2 separate regions of the Homo sapiens genome follow, and region 2 is linked to region 1. The links are chromatin loops, found by intact Hi-C in ENCODE. Cell type or tissue: PC-3. All regions are shown on one strand. Links, peaks and the distances in the headings refer to the core of each region. The heading gives the core; the rest is flanking DNA.

Region 1 (16,130 bases), core at 2,019-10,018:
TAGGAGCTGCTTATCTCAAACACAAAGCCCTTCCTCTTATCATGATACTTCAGTTGTTCTGGGTGGAAAGGAAAGGTCATAGAAGAGGGAGTGTCTGCGCCCCTTAACAGGAATTCACCCACATTCTTGCCAGCCAACATGTGCTGCAAATATTCCCCAAACCTCATATACCTCTGTGCAGCTTTGAGAGAAGCAGGGATGGGAAAAGGGAAAAGAAAACCTATCCCCTTTAATGTGAGGGCAATAGTCCATTTTGAGTGTGTCTCTACAACCTGGAAGCACTGTGATTTTAAGGCAATCAATTAACATGGGCCGAAGTGATGGACCTTTCAGGGAGCTGGTCCAGTTCTCTTTTTTGCCAAGTTGTCATCCTTGAGGATTAGTTACTGAAAATTGTAAGGCATATGGCATTTCACCGTAGGATTTCCTTTTTCTAAGTTTCTCTAATTGGAGGTGGGATTGACCTAAATACATTGGCAGTAAGTGTGAGGAAAGGGCTGTCAGTTACAGCTAGTTTTAAAATTGCGTGTAATTAAGGAGAGCAACATAATTGAGAAAAAATATTTTGTTTATTTAGCATAGAACAGCAAGGTGGGCTGTGATTTTGTGTAGGAATTTTTTAAGTGTTGCAAATTTTCAGTAGTGGAACATTTCTTACAAGTGTGAAGCAATGAAAAATCATTGTATTCTAGAATAGTCTAAAATCATAGCATCTTCAAATTGAAGACATCATAAATTCATTTCTCTCTGAATATGTTCCCTAGATCATAATTCTAAGTTGCTTTACTTTAACTGCATCAGAGGTCAGAGCCAGGAGGAAGTTACCAACAGATTTTTCTTGTCCTTCAATCAAACACCAATTCAAGCTCTCCCTTCTCCATGAGGTGTTTTCCATCTGTTTTATGCTGTGTGTTTTAAAGCACACATTATCTCTATCATAAAACTTATCACCTAACACTCTTTATTATTTAGTTTTTAAAAATTAGCTTTTATTTTTTCACATGTAAAGACCAGAATTTTTTTTTGGTGGGGGGTGGGATGGAGTCTTGCTCTGTCTCCCAGGCTGGAGTGCAGTGGTACAATCTCAGCTCACTGCAACTTTTGCCTCCCAGATTCAAGCGATTTTCCTGCCTCAGCCTCCTGAGTAGCTGGGATTCCAGGCGTGTGCCACTACATCCAACTAATTTTTGTATTTTTTAGTAGAGTTGGGGTTTCGCCATGTTGGCCAGGCTGGTCTCAAACTCATCACCTCAGGTGATCCACCCTCCTTGGCTTCCCAAATTGCTGAGATTACAGGCGTGAGCCACTGTGCCCAGGCAAGGACCAGACTTGAAGTGCCCAAAGCCCTGGGCTTGGGAAGAGAGAGTTCTTATGTTTAAATTTCCAAATCTCTTTGTGTACAAGTCAATTATGGCACAGAAGGACGGGACTACTCACCATTTTCCTACCAGCTCTACCATTTTACTCAGTTATCCCTTAGCTCTTGGTGGGTAAATGTGGTGAGTGACTCACAAACATTGTACTCCTCTTCAAAGAACTGAAGCAATACTTTTATGGAATTGATCTCAGTGGGCAGGGGTAGGCATATTGGTTAAGGGTAAACACCTCCTCCCCTTTTTCCCACTTCCCTGCCAGTGACTGATTTAGGAATTGGCATGTGATTCAAATCTGACGAGGTTTGCTGAAGGCTTCCGGGAAAAGTCCTTTGTTGCTTTTAAGGAAGAGCCATGTGAAATCAGGCTTTCTCCATCTCTTTTGGATACCAACAAGAATGCCGATAAGTGCTGTTTGGTGCTATTGGCCACTGGGGAGCCAAGTTTAGTGTGAAACCAGTGTTGGAGGAGGAAGAACAAAAGCATAGAAAGAACTCGTATGTCAGGTCACATTTTTGAGCTGCTAAATCTCTCAACTCTTAAGGGAATCCTACTTCTAGATTTCTTTGGTTATGTGCTTATTATTTAAGCCAAGTTGTTGTTTTCTATTTCTTAGAACCGTAGACATCATAACGGCCCCTTTCCCTGTGTTTGGATGGCCTTTTCACTCATGCTTTGATTAAACCTCTTCTTATTCCTTTAGAATAAGAGAAGTAAGGATAGGTCATAGGATAAACACATTGTAAAGGCTCTTCACCTATATTACTAAGATGCTTTCCAGAAAATTTGCACCATTTACTGTCCTGCCCATGGCATGAGGCAGCCCTTCCCCCTATCTCTTTGCCTGCAGCCACCCTAGTTCCACACACTCTTAACTGCAGGCTGGTAAGGGTGAGCGTTATTTCCGATTTTATTGTGTCTTTGTATCCCTCTTTTGGGTAACTTTGAGATGTAGTCCAGCAGGTTCATAAAGAAAAGAATAACCAGGATGGATGGATTCCAGTGAAGGGGCAGGGGCATTGACCTGCTAGGAAACCAAGGGTATGGAGGAAAGAAGATGGGAAAAGGAGATGGTGAGGTCTCACACTGGGCCGAAAGATGGAAATGGGGAAGATTAGCAAGGTAGGAAGGTGAGGACATGGAGAACAGGCTCTTAACATGTAATAATGATAAATCCCCAAAAGCCGTCTTTGGCAAAAGTCTTTTTCATACTCTGGACGATAGGTGCAGGCTACTGCAGTGTTGCTGATGGGGAGGACTGTATTTGGGAGCAGCCTCTCTGGCTCCACCAATGTTTATCCTTTATCATCTTAGTAAAAAATGCCACCTTATGGGGCATCCTAAATATGGTCTGGTTTGGGTTTCAGCGTGGAAGCTTTTTCAAGTGTTTGCCATTTTGCAGGAAGGCCACGCACCCAAAGGCAGCCTTACAGATCGGGGTGGTGGGGGGACTGGAAAGTCACCTGTGATTTAATTTGATGAGTCCAAACCATACCTCTTGCCTCTCAGTTTCTTCTCTCTCTACCCATGCTTGAAATTCCTCCAGAAATGAAATCACAGAATTTTTAAGCCAGAAAGAGCCATCTAGTTCAACCACTCAGTTAATAGATGAAGTCGGTTCAAAGAGGTGAAGCAACTTGAAACAGGTCCTGGAGACTGTTGGTGGTGGAAGTCCAGAAGACAGCACAGGTGCGCCGGCTGCCAGCCCACAGTCCTTCCCTTCATATGGTTCTGATCCTTAAGACTCATTTCATATGGTCTCAATGATGTTTCAGGATTAAAATCAGCAGAAATGTTTACTAGTTTCCCAATTAAGAGCAGGGTATGTGTTTCAGATAGGGAGACAGAGAAAGGTGGGGGGCTCAAGAGTGAGGTAAGGAGGAGGAAGGAGAGACAGAGGCAGCAGAGACTGGACATAGCCTATCAACCAAGGCCAACCCATGTTATCCCACACCCTTTCTCCTCGTCACGTGCAGCCCCAATCCCCCTAGTTCCCCAACTCTCTTTTGAACCCACTCAAACACTTGCTGTTGCTCCTGGGGGTGGTGCTGTGTTGGCTTACTGTTGGGATTGTCAGTTGCCATAGAATTACACTGTTCCTTCATATTTACTCAGCCTAGGACATGATGGAGCATCTCTTTTAATTCTCAAACAGGTTTTACAGAACTGGAAGCAATCTGGCCTCTCAGGTTTCATCAACTCATCTGGCTGGCACCAACCAGAGTGAGGTGTTTAATTGTTCGACCCACAACGGAGGGGCCCACAGAGCACGTTGTTATGTACAGGGTCCACACAGGTCATTAAAGGACTGAAAAAGGTATAGACATGTTAGTTTGCAGAAGAAGAGAATGTGGGCTGGGCGCAGTGGCTCACACCTGTAATCCCAGCACTTTGGAAGGCCAAGGCAGGTGGATCACTTGAAGTCAGGAGTTTGAGACTAGGCTGGCCAACATGGTGAAACCCTGTCTCTGCTAAAAATACAAAAACTAGCCAGGCATGGTGGCGGGTGCCTGTAATCCCAGCTACTCATGAGGCTGAGTATGAGAATCGCTTGAACCCGGAAGGCGGAGGCTGCAGAGAGCTGAGCTCACGCCATTGCACTCTGGCCCGGGCTACAGGATGGGACTCCATTTCCAAAAAAAAAAAAAAAAAAAAAAAAGAAGAGAGAATGTTCCTTAATTCTTTTCCTGTTTTTTTTTTTTTTTTTTTTTTTGAGATTATAAAGGTTTTGATCTTGTTATTTTCACAAAGGATGTAGAGCAGTAGCAGTATCTTTGGAAATAATGAAGGATTTCCTAAAAGCGAGGATTGTAACACATTGGAATGTTACTGAGATAGGTTGTGAAATATTTCCTGGGTGTCTTCACCAATAATATGGACTAGGCAGTTCATCTGGAATCCTGGGCTAGGTGTGGTCTCACCCAGTAACTTGGAGATTCATTGAGAGACTTCCAGAAGTTTCTGACAATAAATAAGAAAGTCTATGAGTCTGCAAATCTGTGAAATAATGGAGTTTCCAGGACTTCCATGACAGAGTCTACTTCTGATTCTAATTAAAGGCATTCCTCCTAAAGAATTTAATTTTTCTGAGGTTCAACTGGTACTTCAAGCCACCCATTTGCGAATTATAATTTTTCAACTTTTCTGAACAGTCTTAACATGTGCAGTACAGATTAGGTGATATTTTCAAGTTTTCTGCTATTCTTTTTTCCTTGGAAGAAAATTATGAGTGTCAGTCAGTTAAAAGACAAGCAAACATAAAGAAAATCAACTCTTGCTGGAAAGTGTTGGAATTGTACAAAAGATTTTGAAGATTGAACATGACATGGAGCTTGGCATGGGATTGTGGTCTGGGTGAAAGGCTCACATGCCACTGGAAAACATGGACAGCAACCAAATGGCTGGCCCGCTGGGCATTCGCTTGAAGTGATAGCCATCTCTTGGGAGGTTGCTTTTTTCCCTTTTTCCTTTTTTTAAGAGGTGAGATCATGACAACTTGCATTTTGCAGAACTGAGCCAAAAGAAATTGTCACTCTTTCTAATTTAAGAGGATGAGTGTATAGTCTGAAAAAAAGCTTTTAATTTTATTATGACAGCAAAGATAAACACTGCTGCTTCCTAGGGAAGAGGAGTTCACGAGTAAACTTTCTCTTTTTTCTTTTATCTCTCTCTATCAGCTTACGTTTTCTTCTTTGCTCTTTTCCCTCCCCTTCCCTTTTTCTCTTTCACTTGATCTCTTTCTCTTCTTTCTCTTCTTCCTCTGTGTCTCTTCCTCCCCCTTCTTATTCCCCTCCTCCTACCCCTCTTCTTTCTGTCTTCCTTCTTCTTTTTTACATTCTTCTTCTCCATGTTCTCCTTCTTCCTCCTCCTTTTCATCATCATCCTTTCTCTTACCTTTCTCCTTCCTCTTTTTCTTTCTCTTCTCCTTCCCTCTCTCCTTTTCCTTAGGGTGGTAGTGAGGATGAAAGCAGTAATCCGTGTGAAGCACTTAGCTCATGGTTATTCAATGAGCTAGTGTCCACTTGCTTGAGTTCAAAGTCCTGTCTTTGCTCAGAACTCTAATCCCTCCCTCCATCCCTCTTTGTCCCAAGACTTGAAGGCAGAGGGCATCTGTGTGATTTACTCTTCCTGTTTCCTTTGCCAGTTTGTCCATCCTGCCCTAAGGCATGGCGCTCAGTGCCTTGAGCCTCATTGCCTTGCTGGACCCAGAAGCTTGGGGACTGGAATCCATGGGAAGATGTGTGGGAGGAAGGCAGAGGTGGGATTACCAAGAAGCTGTAGAGGCTTAGGTGTCAGGGTCCCTCACATGCCTGGGTTCCTTCCCAGGCCCTAGAGAGGCCCTAGTGATGCGTTCATGTGGTCATGTTTGGCAACATTTGCACAAGTAAGACATGTTAGCTACAACTGCTTACATCCTCTGACTTTTCCATTTTAACTTGCCTCAGTCACACTTCTCTGTTAGAGAGTTAGAGTGACTACAGGCAATTTTTGGATCTGGCTCAGGGGACAGGTTGTGAAGATATATCTGTGTGGTTTGCAGTCACTGTGTGAGGTAACGGCTAGCCCTCCTTGTGTTGGAATGGCTTCCATTCATCTTCCTATCGCCCACCTGCTGTCCTGACCTGAAGATGTAGTGCTAGAGGTCTTATCATGATGGTCATGTCAACCTACAGTGGCTTCCCCTGGATGCATGTGGGTCATACAGGAGAGACAAGGTTTGAAATATACATGGCATAGTCAGAAGGCAGTCCGTGGACCAGTGCTACACAAAGAACTATCTAATACATTTATTTTGAGATTTTTTTCCCTTAGATTTTGTGATATTTGTTACTTTGTGTTTTAGTTTGATGAAACTTCTCTTTTTAAATAAATATTTATTTCTACCTAATTTTAAAACAATTTTTTTTGAGATGGAGTCTCGCTTTGTCTCCCAGGCTGGAGTGCAGTGGTGCAATCTCAGCTCACTATAACCTCCGCCTCCCGGGTTCAAGGAATTCTCCTGCCTGAGTAGCTGGGATTACAGGTGTGTGCCACCATACTTGGCTAATTTTTTGTATTTTTAGTAGAGACAGGGTTTCACCATGTTGGTCAGGCTGATCTAGAACTTCCGACCTTATGATCCGCCTGCCTCGGCCTCCCAAAGTGCTGGGATTACAGGCGTGAGCCACCGCACCCAGTAGAATTAATAATTTAATATTATTTTTTGAAAATAAGAAACCCTAAATTGTATACGTTTCAGTCCCATCCGATGTGAATCCTCCCCTGGAAGTAGGGGAAAAGAGAGAGAATGAGGAGGCAGAGAGCTTGGGAGTACTGGGGAGCACCACCCGGGGCCATAGTAGAGGCAGGAGTGTGAAGAGGCAGGCGAAACAGGGTGCGCAGGATTTTAATCTTTTGCTGCCTGTGCTTACGTGTGTGTGGTTGGCATTAATGGTGTGGGGAACACAGTAGACCAGACACTTGTACACATATTAGAGAATAAATTAAGCCAGAGGTGGAAAAGGAACATAACTTAGTGGTGCTAATTATTAAAATAACATACATGAATTGCTTACATCTGATACCTTGCTTTATGTGGCAGAATAATTATGTACACTAATTAATTTTTCAGACAAACCTAAGTTTTATTTAACTGCAATCTCAGATGTTCTCTAAGTGTAATAATCTTGCAAAGTTAGGAGTATGCATTCCAACAACTAAGCTTTAACGAGTTCAAGGTTTCAGTAGCTCAAATTATGTGCCTTCAGTGTGTGTGTGTGTGAGAACATTCTATTCTGAAATGCTCCTCACTGTTAAGAATAAATGGACCCTCCACCTTTAAGTGAGTAGAGTTGGGAGTTAACTTTAGGCAAACTACCTCTCTTTTAGCAGTTTGGAAAACGTATGGTGTTACATATACCCTGTGGGATAGGTCATTATTTCTCTTCTAGTATAAGTCAGTCTTTGTCTGTTTAAATATGTGAAATTTCCTTTATGTATTATTATTATTTAAATGTACACCATGGGTATTTTTCTTTTATGCTTTCCCTTAAATTCGTATGCTGAAAATTGTATAAACTATGTATTACAGTCCTTCAGAAATCATTTATGAAGGGTTTACAATGTGCCAGAGACACCCCAAGTGTCCACCAGCCTCATGAGGGATGCTGATAATGAGGCTGGGCCATGAGGGGTAATGCAGATGTGTGGAAATGCTAAGGAAGATCTATGGTCTAGCTGGCATGGTTGTGTGTGTGGGGTTGAGGGCAGAGAGGTCACAAAAGGTTTCCTTGAAAAGGTAGTGTCTGAGCTGAGTCTTGAAAGACTCCATTCAGAAAGGCTTAGACCTTTGGATACAGAAGAAAGACCATTTAATAGTGTTCACATTCACAACCACCATTTTTGTTTCCACTAAGCCCTCTTATGATCTGGGCAAGAGGATCTGACCAGTCACAAGGGCCCCAGAGAAGAACATCGGTGTTTTAATTCTCCCAAGTATATTTTGGAAGGATGGCTCTTTCAGCCCCTTCTTGCCTTCTCTTGCCTTCTGTGTTAAGATAATAGTGCAGAGCCAGGAATGCAATCCACCAAAGCCAGTAATTAACTTTCTCTTTGGATGGGGAGAGTGAATTCTAATTTCCTGGCTGATGAAATTTTCTGTGGGTTGTTCTGCCTGGTGTCTTCTTTGTTGGCCATTTTGCCAAATAGATGCCAATTTCCTCAGCTTTAATTAGTCCAGATGTCAGAAGCTCAAATCATAGTATCTTCAATGTGTGTGTTTGTCAACATCCTGCTTTTAAATGCTCCGGGCTTCTTCCTGTATATTTCTTTTAGCACAGTGCCTTGAACCTGATAGATACACAGTCTGTTGTGAATGAAGGAGTATAGGAATGAATGAATTAATATCCATGATGAGCTTTATTTACATGAGTGAACCTCAAAGCCTGAGGATCATATAAGAAATAGTTAAATGATTTTCTTTTTTTTCTTGATCTACTTAATTACGCTAAACTTCCTCTCCTCCACCCCCCAAAAAAACTCCACTCAAAAACACTTTAAATTCCAAAGAAAGGGAGCTTAAGAAATAGTTCTTAATCTATTTTTAAGCTCACAGGGGTTTTAAGACTAATTCTCTGTGAAAATGCGTCTAATTGAGAAAACATGCTTGGTTGAGGGATGAGAACAGCATGCATTTTCTTTGAACAGTTTAGGTTTTAACACACAAAAAAAACTCAAAGGAAAACAACAATAACAACAACAAACCTACAACCATAGATATGACTGGGTGGCAAACACAGAAAAGTGAATTACCCTGGATGACACCCACAACCAAACAGCAGCGCCTCTCTCCTGTCTAGCCTGGTCTGGTTAGGCTGGGAGATCTTGTTTTCCTCTCCATACCCCTACCAGAGAGGCCTCCCTAGCAACCTAAAAAGATGCCGACCTAAAGCCTAGCTGAACTGTAGTCTGAAACAGAGAAAAACATGCTGAACTGACCCTGTAGTGACTCACTGCCGAGTCTGGGGGATAGGTCACTCTGCAAGCCCACCTGGGCTCCAGCGTGTCTTTAATGAAGACCTGGCTGTGCAGCTTTTTCCTGATGTTGTCTCCGCCACCTTGGGATATGGGTTTAAACAGAAATGGAAAATTGTTCTCTCCAGGCTGAGGATTGTTACAGGGGTTATTTTAAAACATCCTTTTGGGGGTAGGGATAAAAATGGATGTGGCCTGGAGCAATCTTTTCTCTCTAGGACTATTTCTTCATCTGTGTTAGATGATTGCTACAGTCCCTTCTAGTTCCAACATGATATGACTCTCTAATTCTCCCTGCTATAGGTATAGAGATGTCTAAATTAGGCAGGTCAGCTGGTCAACCTGTGATTCCCTGGTTTTATGAGAGAGGAGATCACTATACCATAACATATCTTGCATATGCTTTCTGAAAATCTAAGGATTGGTAACTGTATCAGGTGTCTTGGCTGCAAAGATGAATTCTGGCTAGTTTAAGCAGAAAAGGGATTTATTACAAGAATTATCTGTGAGGTAACACAGAATCTCCAAAAGACAGAGAACCAGTTGAAATAATGACATTTGGCCAAACCCCATCCAACGCTGATCCTATGAGGACACTACTCAGTTTATAGGTATAAACGGAGCATTTGTTGAAGTCTCCTGAGTGTTGCTACGTAAGCAACCCTCCAGTGTACATTCTCTATTAAGGTAATTGGCTGCCCTTAGCATTGAAGCTGGCATACAGATGATATCACATTGTCTATGCTGAAATATGCAAAGAAATACAGATACTGCAAAAAAGAGCCCAATTATATGAGTCCTTTCCTCCCAGGATAAAAGCCAAAAACATACTTCACCAGCCTCCCTTGCTATTAGGCTCAGTCAATCAGATGCCCTTGCACCTGACTGATTATGGAGCTAGTGATGTAAGGAAGTGAGTGAGACAATAGCAAAGACATGGAACCAATCTAGGTGCCCATCAATGGTGGATTGGATAAAGAAAATGTGGTACACATATACCATAGAATACTATGCAACCATGAAAAGGAACAAAATCATGTCCTTTGCAGCAACATGAATGCAGCTGGAGGCTGATATTCTGAGTGAATTAATGCAGGAACAGAAAACCATATACCACATATTCTCACTTATAAGTGGGGGCTAAATATTTGGTACACATGGACATAGAGATGGCAACAATAGGCACTGGGTACTACTAGCGGGGGAAGAGAAGGAGGGGAGTAAGGGACTGAAAAACGACCTATTGGGTACTATGCTCCCTATCTCAGTGATGGATTCATTCATACCTCAAACCTCAGCGTCACACAATATACCCAGGTAACAAACCTGCACGTGAACCCCCACATCTAAAAGAAAAGTTGAAATTATATTAAAAAAGAAGAGAAGTGTATGAGACTTTGCTAATTAGCATAGTGAATATCCGAAAGGAGTTTTCACTGTGGAAACTAGTGACATTAATTAGCAAAATGAACATTAGATATGGGATATCATTATAATAAAAAAAACAATATTTAGGATACTGGTATGGGCTGAATTGTGTCCCTGCTACCAATTCATATGTTTAAGCCCTAAGCGCCAGTACCTCAGAATGTGACTATATTTAAAGATAGGATTTTTGAAGAGGTGATTACATTAAAATGAGGCCATTATTGTGGCCCTAATCCAATCTGACTGAAGTCCTTATAAGATGAGGGGATTTGGACACTCAGGGACACCAGGGATGTGCATGTACAGAGAAAAGGCCATGTGAGGACTCAGTGAGAAGATGACCATCTGCAAAACAAGGGGAGAGACCTCAGGAGAAACCAAGCCTGCCAACACCTGGATCTTAGCATTCCAGCCTCCAGCACTCTGGGAAAATAAATTTCTATTGTTACCAGCCTGTGGTCCCTCACAAACTAATACTGCTACCTCGATTGGCTAAAATATTAGAGCCCTTCCTGTTTTTAATGAAGAGGGTATAAGGCTCCAGCAAAGACTGCAGCCTTTTTCTTAGGGATAGTGCCTGAGACTTGATCGCTAACTGGCCCAGTGTCCACCCACTTAGTTGGAGAATTCCAAGTTGCCCGGCATGGCCTAGGAACCTTCCAGAATCCTGCCTCGGGCATGTTGCCATGTCTGCCTTGAGAAAATGTTTCAGTCAAGGTGGTGCTGAGAGCCCCTAAAAGGACAGAAAATGGGACTTCTTTGAGCTAACCAAACGTGTTGTATGAATTGTTAATAAGCAATTGTAAAGTAAATGTCTGTATATGGAGCAAAAAATTGGTTTAAGACTTGGTTTCCGTATTTGGTAGTGTGATAACGGGCATGCCTCGCCTCATGTGTGGCCACACTGGTTTGGGTCAGTTCATGGCGGGTGTTCACCAGTGCTGAGCAGCCATTACAATGACAAGTCTCTATCTTAGTGACCAAATGGGGACATGAACTCCATGACAAATCTCAGGCCTTAGTTTTCTGTGACCCAAATAATGGCCTCTATGTCAACTTTTAAATGAGGTTGTCCTTTCAATTAAGCCCTTATTTATGTTTTTCTTTCCTTTGGAATTGAGATTCTCAAAATATGTGCCACAAAACATTCTCAAAAATAGCTTTCTGTGATTAAATAAGTTTGGGAAACAGTTAAATGCCCTCTCTCCTTTCTTGGAGATACAGAACCTATTAGCATCACATTAAAGATCTGGAGAAGTCGGCCGGGCGCGGTAGCTCATGCCTGTAATCCTAGCACTTTGGGAGGCTGAGGCAGGTGGATCACCTGAGGAGTTTGAGAACAGCTTGGCCAACATGGTGAAACCCCATCTCTACTAAAAATACAAAAATTAGCCAGGCATGATGGTGCGGACCTGTAATCTCAACTACTACTTGAGAGGCTGAGGCAGGAGAATCACTTGAACCTGGGAGGTGGAGGTTGCAGTGAGCTGAGATTGCACCACTGCACTCCAGCCTGGGTAACAGAGCAAGACTCCATCTCAAACAAAACAAAACAAAACAAAACAAAAAAGCATCAACAACAAAAAGATCTAGAGAAGTCTATAGTAAAGAAACCTGTTCAAATTTACTTAACCTAGCATTACTCACGTGACCACAGATCATTTTTCCCCTTTTGGAGTACGCTGTTAAGTGGGGGGCTGGGAATGGGTGGAAATGGTTAATGGGTACACAAAATAGAAAGAATGAATAAGACAACGGGTGAATATAGTCAATAACTTAACTGTACATTTTAAAATAATGTATGGAGTGTAACTGAATTGTTTGCACTCAACGGATAAACGCTTGAGGGGACGGATAACCCAGTTGCCATGGTATGCTTATTTTACATTGCATGCCTGTTTCAAAACATCTCATGTACTCCATAAATATATACACCTACTATGTGCCTACAATAATTTTTTAAAAGAAATAAAATTTGCAAAAAAAAGAGAGAATACCTGTTAATATCCCAAGGAACTGTTGTTCTGCGGGACACTCTTATTTATTTATTTATTTATTTTTTGAGACGGAGTCTCACTCTGTCACCCAGGCTGGAGTGCAGTGGCGCGATCTCAGCTCACTGCAACCTCCTGGGTTCACTCCATTCTCCTGCCTTAGCCTCCCTAGTAGCTGGGACTACAGGCGCCCGCCACCACACCCTGCTAATTTTTTGTATTTTTTAGTAGAGACGGGGTTTCACCATGTTAGCCAGGATGGTCTCGATCTCCTGACCTCGTGATCCGGCTGCCTTGGCCTCCCAAAGTGCTGGGATTACAGGCGTAAGCCACCGCACCCGGCCTCTGCGGGACACTCTTATCTAAAATGTGGTTCTAGAAGGGTATTTGTGCCTGTGATTAGATTTGCCCCTTTTCTTTTTCACACAATGTCTTTCACTATTCAAACATGCAGTCAAGTTGAGCTCAGCAAGACATAGTTTTAAATCTATGTGAAATAAGTAATTGATGAAATGACTCATATGCCATCTCCTTTGATTCAGTGGTTTTTCTTTGAGTGGCCAAGAGCTTGCTTGGGAGTCACACAATGTGCGATGTATCAGAACCCGGGAAGACATCCCTGCAGGCATGCTGGAAAGGTTGGTCTCAGGCTGGTTAATGACTTCAAATGGCAATCCCAGGCTCTACATGCAGTAATCCTACTCCTAGTTGTTTAAATTCAAACACTTATTCTCTTAAATACTCATTATTTTCTAAAATTCAAATGAAATAAAGTAAAAGTATATAAAATTAAAATGGCACAAGCCAGAAATTTCTGGATGCAGATAAGACAAGAAAAACAATGAGCGAAACCCTCTTCATTGTTCCAAAGGCAGGGGCACACATTTGGAATTGTCCTTGAAGATGGGCACCCGTTCAGTATTGGGAAAATCCTGGGCTGGCAAAGGGTAGTTGCATTTGAAGTGAGAAATGTGTTCCAAAGAAAAGACAAAGAATAGCCATTTCTAGACAATGCTGTAGCTAAGGCTTATATAAACCATGAGGGGTAGGGTGGCATTTAAGGATGTTTCCATGCCAGATTTCTCCTCAGGAGTGTGTGCCTTACTTTGATACACCGAAGCATTAGCAAAACCCCAAGCAAACAGCTGTCTTCAGAGTCCTAATTGTGGGTCTCCCATGATAGGACAGTATGAAAAACAGCAAGAGAAAAAACATCCTTCTCTAGGATCATGTTTTAAATATGTATAGATACATGTGTCTGTGTGTATAATTGTATGTTTAATTTGTAGATCATGACTACAATGTGTTTTATTCTCCTCTTGGGAACACGCATCAACCTACTTCTCTCTCATATACATAAATGCCATCAGGGCAACTACTCAAGCAGAATCCTAGCAGCCACCCCGATTGCTGCTGCTTCTCCACCTGCTACACTCAGTCTATCAGCAGCTGCTGTTGCCTGCAAAGTGACCCCAGATCCACTCATTTCTATTTCCATTGTTATGACCTAGCCCAAGATACCAACACCTCATGTAGATCACTGCAGTTCCTGTTAATTTGTCATTCTGTAATGGCAGAACCAATTCAACGTTGTCAGTAACAAAATGATGAGTTTTTCAGTGCAAGGGACCCCCAGGTTGCTGGTCACATTACCTGAGCATGCCCAAATGAACTAAGGGTACCTGATTCAGGACCCTGGAGCCAGCTGGAATAAAAAAGTCAATGATGTGTGGAACCCAAGTGCTTGGATCAAGGAGCAAGGGCCAAATTAAGAAGCAAGGGGTGCCCTGTTTTGCTGCCGTATGGACTTAACCAAAGACCTGGCGTGACTTCTTTGCATGATCCAATCAGATCATGCCTTGTTTCATTTTCCTGTCCCTTGCATTGTTGCTGTTTGCCTGGAAAACCTGCTCTCAAACCCTTGTTCAGGAAGACAGATTTGAGTGTTGGCTCCTGTCTCCTTGGCAGTTGACTTGCAATAAAGCCCTTTCTTTTCTCAAAAGCTGGTGCCATAGTACTGACTTCTGTGTACCTTAGGCAGTGAGGCCATTGTTTGGCAACATTCCTGCTGATGATTTTGGGTAAAACAGTTACTCTCTTGATTCAATTTGCTTCTGGTAAAATAGGGGTAATAATAGTTTCTACTTCCTAGGATAGCAGTGAGGTTTAAATGAGAAAAGGATATCCAATATTTAGCAGAATGCCAGGGCTATGGTGAGTTCTCAACAAATATTAATATTTTTTACCACTACTGCAATATATCCTCAATTCCAAGGAGTATTTCCATTGGAGATTTTAATGTCAATAGTGAAATCTCTTGAGCATGTGCTATAAAATACCTTATTTTTCTGTGTAGCTAATACGATATTAAATGCCATGATTGTATGTTTACAGACTGTTAGTTCACTGACATATTTTGGGGATTCATGCGAGAATTTCTATAACTGAAGTTTAGGGATGACAAATGCTAAATATACATAAAGTATCACTCCTAAAATGTTATCGTCTTTCACTGGGGAGTAGTAACTAACTCATATATTGACTTTTGCACAGGCAGAAGCCAGGTTGAGGATTAGAGGAGTTTATATAAAAAGATTAAGACAAACTGGAGAACTGAGAATTAAGAGCATCTTCCAAATGCTACTCACTATGCCTCTATGCATCTTTATTATAAATTTAGGATTCTGAGGCTAATGAGATTCCAAGATCCCAATTCAGAAGTCTCACGATAGGACTGAATTCACAAAGCAGCATCTACTTATTGGAAGAGTCTATTAGTTCTATAAGGGACTATTATAACATTATCTTGACAAATTCCAGGGTTAGGAAATTGCAAATTACATGCTTATCAGTTAAACTCTGAATCTTGTAAGGCTGCCCACGTTTTGAAGATCTGATAATCAGATTGTTGTTCTCCTACAGTCCAGATACGTTCTGAGAGTTGTGTCCTTCCTTAGGCGATTTCATCTTTGTGTGAACATCATAGAGTGAACTTACACACACCTGGATGGTATAGGCTATTACATGCCTAGGCTATATGGTATAGCCTATTGTTCCTGAGCTACAAACAAGTACAGCATGTTACTGTACTGAATATTGTAGGAAATTGTAACACAATGGTAAGTATTTGTGTAGCTAAACATATCTAATCTTAGAGGAGATACAATAAAATACAGTATTATAATCTTATGAGTCTACTGTCATATATGCAGTCCATGGTGGACAAAAGTCATTAGGCAGCACATGAATATATTTTGCCAGAGGCCTTCCTTGTCTAAGGTGGCATCTTGGCATTTCTAAGCAACTAATTTGATGATAGTTTTCAAATGCCGTTCATCAATGATGATGGATAACTTTGGTTTATGGACTGTGGATAAATGATGTCAATCAAACCAATTAAATTCAATCTTAAGGAACGAGACTTTCAATCAATTGATCTTTTTATCTTATAATGCCAAAAACCCATTTGTGATATTTCTTATCTTAAATTGACTAGTTTTAAAAATGGATGTATTGAGTACATATTTTGGCTATTTACTATGGATATCGGAAGGCAGAAAGTAAGTTCTAGGACATGGTCATGCTATGACCTAGCTCAAACTATGCATGAATGAAGCTTTGTGTTGTATATTGATTATGGAGCAGAGAAAAGAAGAAACAACTTCTTTATTTTGATACCTTTAGAAGAAGCACACAGACCAAGCCTCTGGATAGGATGATCTATTGCTAATTCACAGGTTAGAGGAGGCACAACTATAGGACACCAACTATAATACTGTTGACAGGATTGTTGTATGTTTATATGAATGGCCCAAATGCTAAT
Region 2 (16,130 bases), core at 3,672-11,671, 61 kb after region 1:
ACCCCTGCCCAGTGGTGACAGGTGGACACCTGGGTAGGAACGCTGCTGCTGGTTGGCTGGTAGGAGGTGCTGCAGAGAGACCCCTACCTGACTGTCATCCTCTCTCAGTGGCGAGTCCATCTAGTTCAGACTCAGACAGGTGGAAGAAGTCAACTCCTAACTAGGGTATAATGAAGCATGATGGAAGTATTTGACCCAGCGGCTCTTCTATACCCAGGAGGCCCTGACTGCCACATTCACCAGTTGATTTTCCAGGTGAGGACAAATGGAGACTGATAAAGCTGTGTTGGGATAAGGTTGCTATTGGTGGGATTGACTCACCCTCTATCTGAAGCCTCATTCTGATATCCCCCCCTGAGCAGGGAGAAGGATTAAAATTTCTGCCTTAGTAAATGACAAATCCCTAAAAACAGATTATGAAAGTGGACCACGAATAGTTTTCCTCTGGAATACCAAGATACCCTGGTATTCCAGAATAGAATATTTTCCCCACTCAATTTGTTTCCAGGACACGATGCCCAAGAGTTAATGTGTTCTGGTAGCATAGAAGGCACATAGTCTTGTCTTGGCTGTAGGACTGACACCATCATGAACACCTTGGATAATCACTGGGCTGTACTTGTGCCTCACCTTCTCCATCTATATACTGAGCGCTTTATGCTTTGGAGAAAACAACATGTTTGTCTACATGACTCTTCCCTGAATGACTTCTGCCAGTGTCTGCAGTTCTTGGTGTTAAACCTTCTTGGATCTACCCTTTCTAAGGGTATGGCTTCCAGTGGTTCAAACCTGGTGCAAATCACCCCTATTCAGAGAACCATCCCCAAACTTCTGCATCCAATGCTCTGTGAGACATCAAGTAGAGAAGTAGACTATGCTCTGGGGAAGGCTTTTTTTTTTTTTTTTTTTTCAAAAAAACACTCTGGAGGAAGAAACAGTTCTACTCTGTGTTTCTCTGTGCTCCTCGTTCCTGGCCCAGGCAAGTGGGTGCTTCTTTCAGGCAACTGGAAAACAGCTGAAGAAATGCAATGGCAGCTCTGCACAGAGACAGAGTTGCTTAAGAGCCATCCTGAACTCAGGCCCGAAGAGCACTTTTAAAGCTAGTGATCTCGGCAGGAGCTGGCAAGATAGGTGTTGTTGGAAAACTTCTGTGTTTAGTTCTAAGTCATCTTCTTTTAGTTTCTTCCCTTAAGGAAAGGAATGCAACAGAAGAGAGCAAATTTGTTTATTTTCCTGACATCCCTTCATCTGCAGAGCATTAGGAACCTGTCTGTTATGGTCCTGGTTTGCTACTGGACCAGAAGGGAGGAAATTGGGGTAATAGAAGGATTCCTTTGATATAAAAAGACAACAATGCAACTAAACAAAATCCACATACCAAGCCTCCAGCTGGTGCCTATTGGATGAGGGCTGGTAAACAAGAACCTAAACTGCCCAGATTATAATGTGATTGGGCTTCGCTTCTCACTCTGAAATGCATACACAACCAAACAAAGGACATTAGCATCAGTGCTGTGCATCCCTCTTAACAGTCAATCATTACATTTATGACTGCCCTATGAGAGCTCAGGATCCCTGATCTTCCCTGATTCTTGGAGCCTTCCTCTGTGCTGCAACTGAGTTTAGTGAGAGAAAGAGTGAGCACAAACATTGGTTCCCCAAACATGGCAGCTTAGGTTAACCCTTCAGCCTCAGCCAGGGTAATGGAGATTGCTGCCAAATTTGTAAAGTTGTATGGGTAAATTTTATTATCCTAAACTTGTGTGTCTTCTTATAGGAGGGAAACTCATTAAGGATAGGAAACATGTCCCTATAGAAAGCATAACTTCCTCTTCCCTCAAGTGTATGCCTCCTAACTGCCCAGGGTAACTAGTCCCTTAGCCTCCTGTCTGGGCCAGACATGGAATGATTTCTATCCTAGCTGTCACACCTGGGACAGTGACACTTATTAAATTTTACTTGATTTAGTGCTGAGACCCTGTCAGTCGGGTTTTGGGCAGTGGCTACAGTCCCTGTCATTTTTACCACTCTTTGAAAATTGATTTCTAGTGGCAATAAATATGTTGGTTAATGAACTGGGGACAGTTTGTTTTTAGACCTTTAGAAAGACAGTTATCCCTATAGGTCATTTTATTCAAATTCTCCACCTATCCATGCAAAATGTTCTAAGATCCCTAAAAGAAAGTTCATTCTGTCTGTTTTAGTTGAAATCTCCCAGCCCTTGTTAAACGCTGTAGTTGCAAAGATGACAAAGTGTATGCAGATGGGTGGGGAGTGCCTAGCTCACGGTGGTTTAGATATGTACTCGACCCTTTCCCTTGCCTCTGGGCTGAATGGGGACTACCTCCAGGATGTTGGTTCCTCTGAGTTTGTGGAATATATCATAATTTGGCCTTATCTGTGTCCGTTCTTCTGGAAGCTTGGATAACTGACAGCTTGGTTGTCAATTAAAGTAAATTTTGATTATGATTAGGGGGTAAGAGTGACAAAACTGCCACATTTGGTTTAACACATTTTCCTTTTTTAGTTAAGAGAAGAAAGAGCCAAGAGTTGTTAGCAGCAGTTTTGGCTTCCATTGTGAAAATAAGTTATCTTCACTGTGAGAATTCTCCATGGGACTCAGGGCAAATCCAGGCCATAATAATGCCTTTGTCTGATAAGCAAAATGGCAACATGTGGAGGTGGTGATATGGTTCAAGGAATACTAGACTTGCGGTCTGAAGACCTGAGTTCTTGAAAGGGGGACGTCCCTTATTAGCTGTGTAACTAGCAAGTCACAATCTCCCTGAGGCCCTGTTTCCTCCTCTGTCAAGTGTGGATAATATTTTCTCTGGCCACCTTATGGGGCTATTCTGAAAACCCCAAAAGATGTAGTAAATTTGATCTTACATGGGGGTTCTAAAATCATCACCTATGATGATAATCAAGTATAGTAAAATTATCCTCATGAATTGTTAAGAGTCCATGTAGGAGATGAACATTCTTTTTCCTGATAAGTCCAATACAATCAACATTTTTCCATTTCTGGACAGATCATTGTTTCTTCAGTTGAGTATAAAATGAAGCACGGGAAAGCTACTGGGTACTATGCTTATTACCTAGGTAATGAAATAATGTGTACACTAAAACCTTTTTGAAACACAATTACCTATATAGCAAACCTGCACCTGTGCCCCTGAACCTAAAATTTTAAAAAGGGATATATTAGCATTTCCATTTAAGGAAGCATGGTTAAACTGGAAATAAAACTGAACCTAAGTTTCACCCATGTTGCTTTCTTTTCTTGCTCCTGTGTTCATTGTTTCATCATTCATGCAACAAACTTAATAAATAAAATGGCTTATCAAAAAGTAGGATTTAATATAACTGAGAGCAACACAAATTCAACACAACTTAAAGTTGATGTGATTATGAAATGCAATTATCAGCAAAGGTAAGAAAAAAAATCTAAAAAGTGAACAACAACCACAACAGATGAACCACTTGATTTGCATTTAGAGGCTCTGTTGTACCAAAAAAGGTGTCTTTTAAACAGTAGAAGCCAGGTTTGATGGTGTGCATCTATAGTCCTAGCTACCAGGGAGGCTCAGGTGGGAGGATTGCTTGAGCCCAGGAGTGCGAGGTTACAGCGAGATATGATTGTGCCACTACTCTCCAGCCTGGGTAACAGAGTGACACCCTCTCACCAAACAAACAAACACCAGTAGAATTTTACTTCACATGATGAGATTCTCCTAAAATGACATAGGAGACATAGGAGCAATGGAACCAGCCGGAGGAAAAGCGGTCACATCACCCTTCTCAAACTCTTGGAATGAAATGGTAGATGGAACCACCCATTGTTTCTCTTTCTTGTACAGGCTGTAATTGCTTTTCTTTATTACCTCGTGTGTGTATACTTGCATTCTTATAAGTTAAATGCATGCATGTGACTACAGTGCAGTAAAAGCTTTGAAAAAAAAAATCAAAGGGCTATACAGATGAAAGGTGAAGGGTTGCAAGACAGAGAAGGAAAAGGCGGCTTCCCAGAATGGTGAGTCAGAACTGCCATGATAAACCCAATGGTTGCTTTTTGGGGAAGAGCAAACTAGGGTGCGGGGTGCTGAGGCTACAGCTGCTGTCTAGTTGCTAAGACAAGGATCTCAGCAGAAAAGGTTTTTTTGAAAGCAACTTTGAAGATATACAACAAACTGCATATATTTAATTCAATTTGATGAGCTATGATGAATGTATATGCTCATGAAACCATCACTATAACCAATATAACAAAGATTTCCATTTTTCTGAAAAGATCCCTCATGCTTCTTTGTAATCCATCTTTCCCTCCACCTTCATTTCCAGGCAACAAATGATCTACTCTTTGCCACTACATACTAGTTTGCATTTTTTAGATTTTTATATAAATATGTAAATGGAATAATACAATATGTATTCTATTTTCAGGGGGTTTTGTATTTGTTTACACAAAATAATGATTTTGAGATTCATCCATATTGTTGTATCAACAGTCTGCTCTGTTTTCTGAGTACTATTGTATAGATATATCACAATTTGTTTATCTAATCACCTATTGATGGACATTTAGGTTGTTTCCAGTTTTTGTCTGTTACAGATAAAGTGGCTGTGAATATTCATGTATGAGTCTTTATGTGAACATGTGTTTTTATTTACTTGGTGTAGAATTGCTGGGTCATTCCAAACATTGTATGGTAGGTTTATGTTTAGCTTTAGAATCTACAAAACACTTTTCCAAAAAATTTGTATCATTTGCTATTTCCACCAGTAGTGTATACAAGTTCTGCTTGCTCTGCATCATTGCCAACGCTTAGTATGGTTGGTCTTTTTAATTTAAATCTTTCTGATGGATGTGGAGTGATATTTCACTGTGGTTTTCACTTACATTTCCCTGATGACCAATGATGTTAAACATCTTTATATATGATTTTAGCCCTTGATAGATACTCTTTTGAAGTGTCTGTTCAACTTTCATCGCCCATTAAAGAAAATAGGTTGTTTGTCTAGTTCAATAATTGTAAGTAATTATTGAGTTGTAAGGGTTCTCTATACATTTTGGTTACAAGTCCTTTGGATATTTTCTCCTAGGCAGTGGCTTGCCTGTCTGTTTTCTTAATGGTATTTTTCACAGAATAAAAGTGTTTAATTGTGATGAAGTAGCATTGAGCAAACAACATTTCTAATAAATGCTCCATTATTTTTACTTTCTTCCTAAGAAAAGTTTGCCCACTCCAAGGTTACAAAACTTTTCTCCTTTATCTTTTTTAGAAGTTTTGTAATTTTATATTTTGCATGGAAGTCTGTGATCCATTTCAAATTCCTTTTTGTATATGAAGAGAGTTAGGGGTCAATATTCATTTATTCCTTTATGGATAGGTAATTGATTTGGTAGCATGTGTTGGAAAGGCTATTCTTTCCTCATTAAATTGCCTTAGCACCTTAAATGAAAATCAGTTGACTATATATGTGTTGGCCTATTCTTGGCTTCTATTCTGTGTAGGGTTTGCAGTTGTCATCTGCAAGAGGTCTAGGCTATAGGGGACTCATACTTTCATAACAGAACCAGATTCCTCAAATAGGTTTTTGACATGAAGTTTATGTTTTCCATTATGAAATTAATATATTGACTCCTAAATAAAATAAAGAGCAAAAAAGTAGAAAGTAGAGAGAAACATTCACTTATTATCTCACTCTCTGAAGCAAGCTGCTTTTAAGTTGAAAAATACATGTTCTTCCAATTTTTTTCTCTCTCTCTCTCTGAATATTTAGGGAACATAATCAGAGGCAGAATCGTCTGGTGGTTAAAAGTACAATCTGGAGTTAGACTGCTTGATTTTCAATCCCAGCTCTTCCACTCATCAGCTTTGTTATCTTAGGCAAGTAACTTAATATCACTTGGCTTTGTGTTCCTCATCTCTAAAGGAAAATCTACAACATATGCTTATTTGCGAGGCGGGGTAGGGGGCCATGGGGTTGAGTTAACCTATGTGAGTCAGTTAGTGTAGTGTCTAGAACAAAAGAAATGCTCCAAAATTCTTGGCTATCCTCATCAACACCTTCATTTCTTCCATCCATTTCTAAATACAGCCATTTTCTCAGGGCCAGGTAACTAGATTGAAGCAGAGTCCATGAAGAACTAACCATGCCTCACTGTGAGTATGCTTTCATTTTAACATGGTTATCGTCTTGCTTTATACATTTTTGCATACACTTAACAGATGAAGCTGACCCTCTAGAGGGCTAGTGTTCAGATACCAGCACTGAGTTCCACATCCAGTGAAGGCGTTGGGCCTCTTGGCAGCTGTTGGGTAGTAGGGCTGAATGCCAGTTAGCAGGATGTCCACCCAACCTGTGCAGTGTTGGGAAAGTGAATGCCAACCTTCAAAGACCAGGGGGCCTCTGCAGAACTGGCTTCCAATTGCTATCTGGCTTATCCCCTGCCACCAATATGCCAGCACTTTAGCAGTGGACTTATTTAGCTCTTCAAGCCTAGAATTTCTTCTTACAAACACAATATGCAATACAAAGATGACAGGAAAGTGTCAGTAGATTTTAATTATTATGTATTTAAAAATACCCATATATTGCAAACATAGAAAATTACCTATAGGTTATTCATGCCTGGATTCACCTTCTATTGTTTTCAAGGCATGGAAATATGTCCATTTCTAGATTTTACATGTAAAAATTTGTAGTATGAGAAAGGGCAGCAAAGGTGTGATACAGCTGTGGAACCAGCTCCATGGAACAGCTGTGCTCCAGTTGTTTAGATTCCCCCAACAGGAAGACGTACAAGGTGAAATTGTGGTTCATATCATCTTTGAATCTAAAGTCTCCTGTTGATCTCAGCTTTTTTTGAGAAGATATTGTCTTTTGTAGTGTAAATCTGCAGAAGAACCTATGTAGATGAGGAAAGATGACTATTCACATAAATCCTTGGAGATTTAATGGCTGTGCTAGATTTTCTCCATTTGCACTGCTAGATCCAGCCTACCCTTCTCTGGGCTGCTCTGTGGAAGCTGATTTACAAGGATCTCATCAGTGGATATTGGGCTTGGCCATTGGGAGGCAGCAGCAAGAGATCATAGAGTGGGAGGAGAGGAAGGCTTGGGTGTTAATTTCCCCTTTTCCCTCCCTGCTCTGCTGTTCCCTGAAGGGTTTGGATCCTCTGCAGCTGGCCTCACAGCTATAGCTCTCTCACTTAGGGCTCTGGTAGCAGCTCCCTGCTTGACCCTCCAGGGAGAGGAGAGTTGGCACCTTTCTGCTGTGGCTACTTGTGGGATGCTTAACTCTCCCTGTTGGTTCTCTCAGCCACCCCTGCAGATGGCTCCTTCATGAAGATCTCCCCATTTGGAACACAACATCTGTTTCCTGCTGGGACCCTGACTGACACAAGGGTCAAAATAAGCTCCTCCATGGGAAGCATTGAGAGAGGCAGAAAATAAAGAGAAGGAAGATAATACTATCCATTCATTGCAGTCGTCTATGTGCTAAACACTGTGTGAAGCATTTTGCATGTATTCAATAAATATTTACTCAATGCTTTATGTGGGTTAAACACTAATAAATAGACAGTTTCTCTGCTCTCAGAGAGATGACACATGCAATCCTCATAACGACCCTACTATTATTATCATGACTTCTAGCATAGGAAAGTTGAGTCTCAGAGAAGTTAAGTTACTTTCCCAAGGTCACCAGCAAGTAATTGCAGAACTGGAATTCGAGCCCTGGCTGTCTGACTCTAAAGCCCACACCCTCTTCTCTCCACTGTAACAACAGCTGCTCATGTACCCTCGCAAGTCGGCAGCTGGATGAATTCCAGGAGAGGAGCTGTTTTGTTCAGCTTGGTAATGACAGAAGTGTGGGGAAAGCCTGGAGTCATCCCAAGAGAAGGCTATGGGGCTGAACTGCTTAGGGACAACTCATCGAGGATGAGCTGGTGGAGGGCTGTGATTGATGGGTGCTGAGAGGCAAAGGTGCTGTTGGCCCCAGTAGGCTGAGGATGTAGGATTCAGATTCTTGTCCCTGGACCTTCCCAGTTCTGCCAGGAGCCAGCTGTTGACAGCAGGTAGAGATGCCTCTTTTGTCGAAGTTGAAGCATTTTCCTCTGCCCTGCCAGAGGCATCTGTGTGCCATGAAAGGACTGTGTCTTTTACAGGCAGGAACCTTCACGACGAGGTCACTCTTTTCTGCAGTTTCCTGAAGGATGTGCTAAGCTCCAAGAGGAAAAATAAACTGGCTGGCATATTGTTTGGGGCTTCAGGATTCAAACCTTGGGTCCCCTTCATTTTTGTGGCTTGTTCATTAAATCCTAAAGAGAACGACCTTGGAGTGAACGAACTTCCTGAAGGGACGTTCCTGACCAGCAGCAGGAATGGTCTGAACACCCACGGCCAGCTCTCCAGGGCTCTCTCAGAGCAGCCTGCTTGCAGCGCAGCCCGTGACTCACAGCCCACTGGGACTGCAGGCTGAAGCCGCTGAGAGCTGCCTGAGTCGCCTCAGTCTTGAGGCTGGTTGAACCAGGATGAAGTTGGGGAAAGTGGGAACCCTTTTCAGAAGAACCAGGCTTCATTGTTTCTGTGGTTTATTTACAGAATCCAATGGGCTCCTCATTAGCTCAAGTTTTCTTCCCCCTTTTCCTCCTTCCTTCCATCTCTTCCTCCCTCCATGCTTCCCTTCCTTTCTTTTCCCTTTCCCCATACCATCTCTCCATTTCCTCTTTCCATTTGTCCTGCTTTCTCTCCCTCCTGTCTTCCTTGTCTCCTTTCCTTCCTTAAATAGCCACCTCAGTCAGCTTCCGGCATGAGATTAAATGCTGGAGTCAATGCTTGATGGGACTTCTTCCTTTTAAGGGTACATCTTTCTAAGGTAACCATGTGAGTGTCCCCGACACGTCATCTGTCAGGCAGATCAACAGTCACCTCCTGACACAGAAAGGCCTTGGGCTTCAAAGATTCCAATGAGGAAATTATAGGCAATTTAAATGTGGGTGTCAAACTGGAAACTTTTCTTTTGAGGGATTCAAAGAAACACACTATTTATATTCATGCCCATTTTCTATTTGCGATGAGAAAGCAGGGTATAGTAAGGCCAAGTGTATCAGCAATTGAACAACAACAAAAAATCTCATTTTTCATGGAATCAAAATACAGGGTAATTTTGAACTCTCTTTGCCACTTGGCTTTGGACAAAGCAAAGTCCGGAATCGGGAAGCCCAGGTTAGGTGTCAGGTTGTCCAACTTGTTGTGTGGGCTTCTCTTCCATTCTATTATAGCTCTGTTCACCTTTCCGAGAGCCAATCAGTTCTCTTTCAACTTTTCCACTCCATCCCCCTGTGTGACCAACCATGCAGGATTTTCCATGACCCAGAGAATAGCAGTTGATGATAGAAGTGAGAGCTTATTGCCAGGAATTTTATTTGTACAGAAACCTCTAGAGAAGCCCTTCTCCATCCCCACCCTACCCCAGTATCTATCCCATTATGATTGGCCCAACATTCATATAACACAGTCCAAGAAAATGGGCGAGTCAGTCCCCCAAAGGCTTATAACTAGAAGTGAGGGAAGGTCTAGAGCTGATGTCCCTCTCCCACGCTGCCATCTGGTGTGGACTGTGGGGTGTCCATGAATGGAGCACCTGCAGAGTGTCAGGATGCCAGGACACTCACCCTGACATCACCTGGCATGCATACAGAGCTGGGCCCCCCGCAGTTGTGAGCTCATTCTCCAGGGTGGAAAGAGGTGGATTATTTGTGTGTTTTCTGTCCAAAGATGGCTGCTCTGGGCCTGACCTTCTTGGCTTAGGGGGAGGTGATGTCACCCAGCGCTTCCTGCAGCTGCTGTAGCATGAGGAGTCACCCTCCACCCCCAGACCCCAGAGAGGCGCTGCAGTTTAGAGCCAGTGCATGTGGGTTTCATGACCAAAATGTCACTGACTTGCGGCTGCAGGAAGAAAGCGGTATTCATCATAGCAAGTGAGTTGCCAGTGGTGGCCTGATGGATAGAAAACCCGAGCGACCTGAAGTGTGGCCACGTCCAGATCCCCCGCCCTCTGGGGTGTGGTTCCCGGGAGGCCAAGTCTCAGTCTCTTTTGTGTCTGCATAGATCCACTGATTTGTTCTTAGAAAAGGTTAAAAGCTCTGAATACAACCATTGTGTCAATTTTGAAGGGTTTTTGTTGTTGTTGTTTTAAAAATTATTTTCTTATGAGCAGTGACTAATCAAGGATCCTATATTCCAGGGCGTAGTTCTCCCAATTGGTTAACTATAGAATCTCAGTCTGCAGAACAGTGAATGTGTACTAAATAAACAAACAAACCCAAACAGAAATGTAATCAAATACATTTAACAAGTGCTGAAAAATGTAAAATATAGTCACGTGGCACATAACTACATTTTCATCAATGATGGGCTGTATATGCAACAGTGGTCCCATAAGATTATGATATCTTATTTTTACTGTACTTTCTCTACTTTTAAATATGTTTAGATACACAAGTGCTTACCATTGTGCTACAGTTGCCTACAGTATTCAGTACAGTAACATGCAGAGCAGGTTTGTAATCTAGGAGCGATAGGCTACACCATCTAGCCTAGTTGTGTAGTAGGCTCTATCATCTAGGTTTGTGTAAGTGCACTCTGATGTTCACATAGGACAAAATCACCTAATGACACATTTCTCAGAAGGTATCCCTGTTATTAAGTGATACCTGATTTTATGTATATATTTTGAATATTTGAACTGTAGTAATGTATATTAGAGGATCAAAATGTCCCGCTTAATTATTTTTAAAATCTAGTATTTGGCAAGCATACTTGCCCATGCCACTGTCTAGCACACCTGTTCTATCTCGTGGAATCCACTCTAGCACATTCTATCTTAGGTGAGAAGACAAAGCTACGTATGGCTTCTCCTTTTAAAGTTTTTCTTTCTCTTTTTACCTTAACTTGTTATTCATGAAACAGACAGTAATTGAACCCACTTATTCATTCACTTACATGTTTATATATTATATTTAAAAATATATGAAATGCAGGATGCGTGAAGCTGAGTGAGGCGTGGTTCTCATCTTTGAGGACCTCACAATCCAGTGGCTAGGCCGAGGTGGCCACAGGGAAGGAAGCAGCTGTAGTTACACAGCCTGAGGTCAGGAGCAAGATCTTGCCTGGAGTCACGGATGGGGGTGGTGTGAGCAAAGGGTTGCGTGTGGGTGGAAGCTAAGGGTGGGGAGGAAAGCATGTAGGGTAGGAAGAAGACTGGGCCAGAGATGGAATTCCAAGAACCAAACACACTCATGGGCTGGACAAAGGGAGAAGAGTCTGTGAAAGAGACAGGAGACGTCAGAGGGCAGTAGGAAGCTTCCCACCGTTAGATTCAGCCTGGGCTCCCTGAGCAATGTGATGATGGCATTAATTGTCTCCCTGGGCAGGGAGAAAGAGTGAGGGTCAGTGGTGTGTAGTGGTGTGTGTGTGTGTGTGTGTGTGTGTGTGTGTGAGAGAGAATGAAGGGCAATTGGGGAGAAACTTGCTCATAAATTTTAACCAATGTGTAAACTGTTCACGAATATGACTCTGGAACTTGAATGGTCTTGTGTTTAAGAGCATGAACTGTAAAACCAGACAAATCTGGCCTTTGAATACTGGTACTGCTTCACGATGACAACAACCACAAAACTTTAAAAAAAACCATTTCTTTCTGTTTTTATTAACAAGTTTAACAGACACCTTCCTTGAATGAGGGGACATAATACAAATTATGGTGACCTATATATAAAACCTGACACCAAATTTGCACTTTTGAGAAAATGTGTATATAAAAATATGCCTTAAAATCGGCACCAAAACACAGTGCAGCAATTAACCCACAACCCCAACAGGAGTGGCCGCAAAGGCAGGTCTGGTTTGTGGACTCAGGGAGCTCTTGGTCCCACAGCCTCACAGGTGAGCCCTGTGTGAGAATGGCCTTCTCTGAAGAGGAGCCAGGAGAGCTTTTTCTTTGAAGGCAGGACCTCTGCGAGTTCCAAATGTCACAAGTGTGGCATCAAACAAAAATGGTGCTGAGAAGAAAGGCAGGAGGGAGAAGAGTTGTCTTTGCCTTAACAACAATTTTTAAGAAACCATATACCAAGGCCTCATACAATGACTGGCACATGGTAAATGCTGAATTAATGCTACATTATCATAATAATGGTGAGGAGATCACATATGAGCTATTCTTGAGATGCAGACATACTTTCCCAATGACACAGGTGGTAAGCAACTTCAAGTCACAAAAGCAAGGGTAATTTTTGAGTTTTCCCTGCTGTGGAGTATTCTCTGTCTCCTACCATTATAATTCCCTTTGACTTTATCCTATGTACAAATAAACTGTGTTAATAAAACTCCTTTTCCTGGTAGCCGTTCAAAACAAACAAACAAACAAACAAAAACAGCCACCACAACATTACCAAAGAGGAAAAAAAAACCCAGAAAAACTAGAACTTTAAATATCTCTAATGTCTCTGTCCATACCATCATAGTCCTATCTTTTTGCTCATGGGTAACTGTTTTGCCGTGATTTTAACCTCACAAATGTTCAAAGTGGCTTTAGATGGTATTGATGAAATGCTATCATTTTTTGTTCTTTTCTGGTCCTGGAGGGAAGTGCAGAATGGATGGTCACTAGAGGCTAGAGTGGCTAGTAAGGCTTTTGTAATCAGAGGGGGCTCAGTTGGTGTCTTCAGCTTCCTTCTGTGGGAGGTGGCTCAATATTGGAGCCTTAGACTGGTCTGGACTCTGCCTCTCTGGATCTTCTCTTGAGCAGAGGCTGATCTCACTGCAGCAGCAACAATACATTTGCTGTCCCATCAGAGCATCTGGTCAGCCACCCAGCTGGGTTAAACACCAGTCCTCACTATTCCCTGAACATTAGGGGGTCTCAGATGAAGCTTTCCAAGTTGCTTTGGGAAACTCCTTTCTGTAGGTTTGAGGTGATGAACAAACCTACAGAAAGGAAACCTCCCATGCTTTGTCTCTTGGAGTGGGGTAGGGTGCATAGCATACCAACAGCTGTCTCCAAAACACCTCATCTCCAATAACCCCTGACCTGTTTAGTGTCTCACGACGGGTGAAGAATTATAAAAAGGTTATGCAACTGGTTTAAGAATACCTCCTTTGATCACTTGCCTTATGTTTGGCATGTTCTATCTGTTGCTTTGGTATTTCATTCAAAACTTCCAGTAACAATAATGCTAATACTCTAACTTGACTGCTCATCTCTAGCCATTGCCCTATCTCCTCTCCATCATGACTGAAATCACCAGCCTGGAATTCTCTTGCTCCCCACTTTTCTTACTGGAATCCACTCACTTGTCATTCAGATCTCAGGCCAAGTGTCCCTATCTCCATGCCCCTGTGACTCCTCCATATTACAGACTCTTGTGTCAAGAATCTTTCTTTTGAGCCCTTGTCAGTTTCATTCTTACATTTATTTATATATTCATTAATGTTTGTCTATTCCTCATCGTATCCCTGGCATATAGTGACACTCAGTGAATACTTTTGAATGAATGAATGGATGTTTGTATCACCCACTAGACTGTGGTATCTGTTGAAATCCTTCCCTCCAGACTTCAAGACAAAAATATCATTGTAGTTGTTGCTGAATAATCCTTGTAGGTCTTAATCTGCTTTCAGTGGTTTTCAATAAGATAAGAACATTCTTTCCTAGCTTCATTTCAACAAGTATTTATGGAGTATCTACTACATCCTTGGCAATGTTTTAGGTATGTTCTGTACATTATTTCATTTGTCCTCAGAGAAACTCTATGTGGTTTGCATTAATACCTGTACTTTCTAGGTGAGGATGCTGAAGCTCAGGGATGCTGAATGACTTGTCCAAGGCATCTAGGTAATAACATGTGAATTCAAATTCGAACCCAGGTGTGTCTGACACAAAATCTGTTGTCTCTTTATTATATTGTTTTTCTGATATTTAATATCCCTATAGTTAGGTATAAAATAGTGTGGCTCTGAATAAATGGAAGAGCAATCAAAGAATGAGCTATGAATATTCATGTTAGAAATACAAAAGCCAAGAGATATATAGCAGAACCTTGTATTTCATGTTGGTGTGTGCATGCTGCTCATTTGTGTTCCCAACTCAGTAGCAAACTCCAAATTTTTCTGCTCTAGGCAGCTGAAGTTTGTTATTTGCAAATATATCAGAGTTTATTTTATTTTCCACATAAGCATTATATGCTGATTCTAAAAAGGTGGCCTGCACTAGCACAATTTGGCCAGTCTATCTATAGAAACCCAGTTTTTAATACATGTATTTTTTGGGGTCTGTTTACAAACCCCATGGGGAGATAGTGAAAATTGTATACCTTCTCTCCAGTAAAAGGCACACATTGATTTTGAGTATTATTTTAGAGTTTTAATACTTTGAACTGTATAGAACCCAACTTAATTACCTGTAGTCTGTTTGGAAAGTCTCAGAATTCATCAGTTTGATACTGACTGAGCACCAAGCATAGAGCAGGGTGTAGAAATGAGCACTGAAGATGTTTATAAGAAATCAATATGCTTTATTAAAGAATCATAGAATATTAAGGTGAAGGATCCTCAGCTCACATTTCATCTAACCACTGCAAACATTAGGGAGATATTTGCATTAGGGGATCTTTAGGACTTCTATGTAGCTGTTCCCAGTCCTAAAGCTCTGTGAAAATGCGAATACCTTTTTCTACTGTGAATGCACGTATGCATACAATATCAGTTCCTTGTGAACCCTTTTTCACCTCCATGGTATTTGGTCATTGTTTGGATTAGGATGAGACTTCTGTTGCTAATAAGAGGGCTCAGTCATCTTATACAATCCAGAACTCTTCAAATTTCTCTACAATTGTAGTGATACAAGCTGCTAATCTCCTTGGTTAAATTAATGACTGTACTTTCTGGTATTTTAAAGTAAATAATTCTGAGTTGAACAGAAGGTCTGGAAAATTAGGAAACTGGCTTTTACCATGGGATGCAGATGAATCAGACCTGCTAATGTGTGAATCGTCACAGCTTTGAAGCATCTCTGGATAACATGTGACTTCTTGGATGAACTATAATTGAAACTCACAGGTATGGAACAAACATCATGGTCAGGCAAAACTGCTCCCTCCTAGGCAAGGAATTCCGTGTAGATTTCATTTTTATCTCATTTAATCCTCATGACAATCTTAAAAGTGATTGCTAGTACTTTTTGACAAATGAGGACACAGTGACTCAAGAAGTGAAATAACTTACCAAAAATCATACACCACTGAGTGGTAGAATCAGGATCCAAGCTCAAGCTTTCTGGTCTAAAATTCCTGCTACATCACTAGTTTATGCTGCCAAAATCACAGACATCCCCCTTTGGAGCTACAGGGAAAGCCAGGCTATCAGGGCCCTTTGCACAGACTCAGCTCAATCCATAGCTCTGCCATGAACTAGCTGTGTGACCATCAGCATGTTACCTAGCCTTTGTGTGCCTGTTTCTTCCTCTGTAAAATGAGGCTGGTAGCAGTACCATTTTATACGGCAGCTGTGAAGATTAATGAGTTACTATGTAGAATACTGCTTAGAATAGTACCAGGCACATGGTAAACCCCCAGGAAATATTAGCAATTATTGATTACTTGAAGTTCTCTGCCCACTTCCCTGAGCTCGCAGTCTTCTATTGCACCAGGCCTACTTTTTTGAATTGAGAGCATGAGAGACATGTTTTGTTATTTAGTACAATCAACCTCTGGGAGGACCGTGGCCTAATTAATTACAGACTATTTTTTGAAGGCCAGATTTTTATAATGCTTTTGTGGCAAGTTTTCTTTCCCACTTACATTTAATTTTGGCAATAAAAAAGCAAAATTAGCTGATTTTTCTTCATTCTTGCCTGCTGTCAATAGGTTGATGTCTGCCAGCCAGACCGAGGGGCCAACCTTTTATGTATTTATTTTTAAACTTCCATTTTGACAAACCTAGTGGCACTTTTTCAGCTGTTAATGCAGATGATCTGCCTTTATTGCAGGCCCACCAAATGGTCAGTCATCTCTTCTGGTTTCTGGACTCTGACTTCCCTGAGGACAAGAACCACTGACATTTAAC

Evidence for each region. Peaks named below come from ENCODE experiments on the same cell type or tissue, not always from the same donor. Only the 100,000 strongest peaks of a DNase experiment are listed, where the experiment ranks them.
Region 2: a loop joins it to region 1, with 3.0 times the contacts of the local background. A loop is called at or near these places in 13 of 110 quality-filtered maps.

The regions. Positions count from the first base shown.
Region 1 is chr15:39,562,785-39,578,914 of GRCh38, reverse strand. No RefSeq gene overlaps it. Among named protein-coding and RNA genes, the nearest start is that of THBS1, 10 kb to the left of the region's middle. In PC-3, for the core only: no CTCF peak of the experiment used is centred there; no DNase peak of the experiment used is centred there.
Region 2 is chr15:39,503,836-39,519,965 of GRCh38, reverse strand. It overlaps LOC105370784 (a long non-coding RNA gene), which reads left to right. Exons shown (of 3, transcript XR_001751505.1): 1 at 1-255; 2 at 5,785-6,167; 3 at 7,327-7,560. Among named protein-coding and RNA genes, the nearest start is that of THBS1, 69 kb to the left of the region's middle. In PC-3, for the core only: no CTCF peak of the experiment used is centred there; a DNase peak (open chromatin) is centred at 8,455; H3K4me3 peaks cover 472 bases.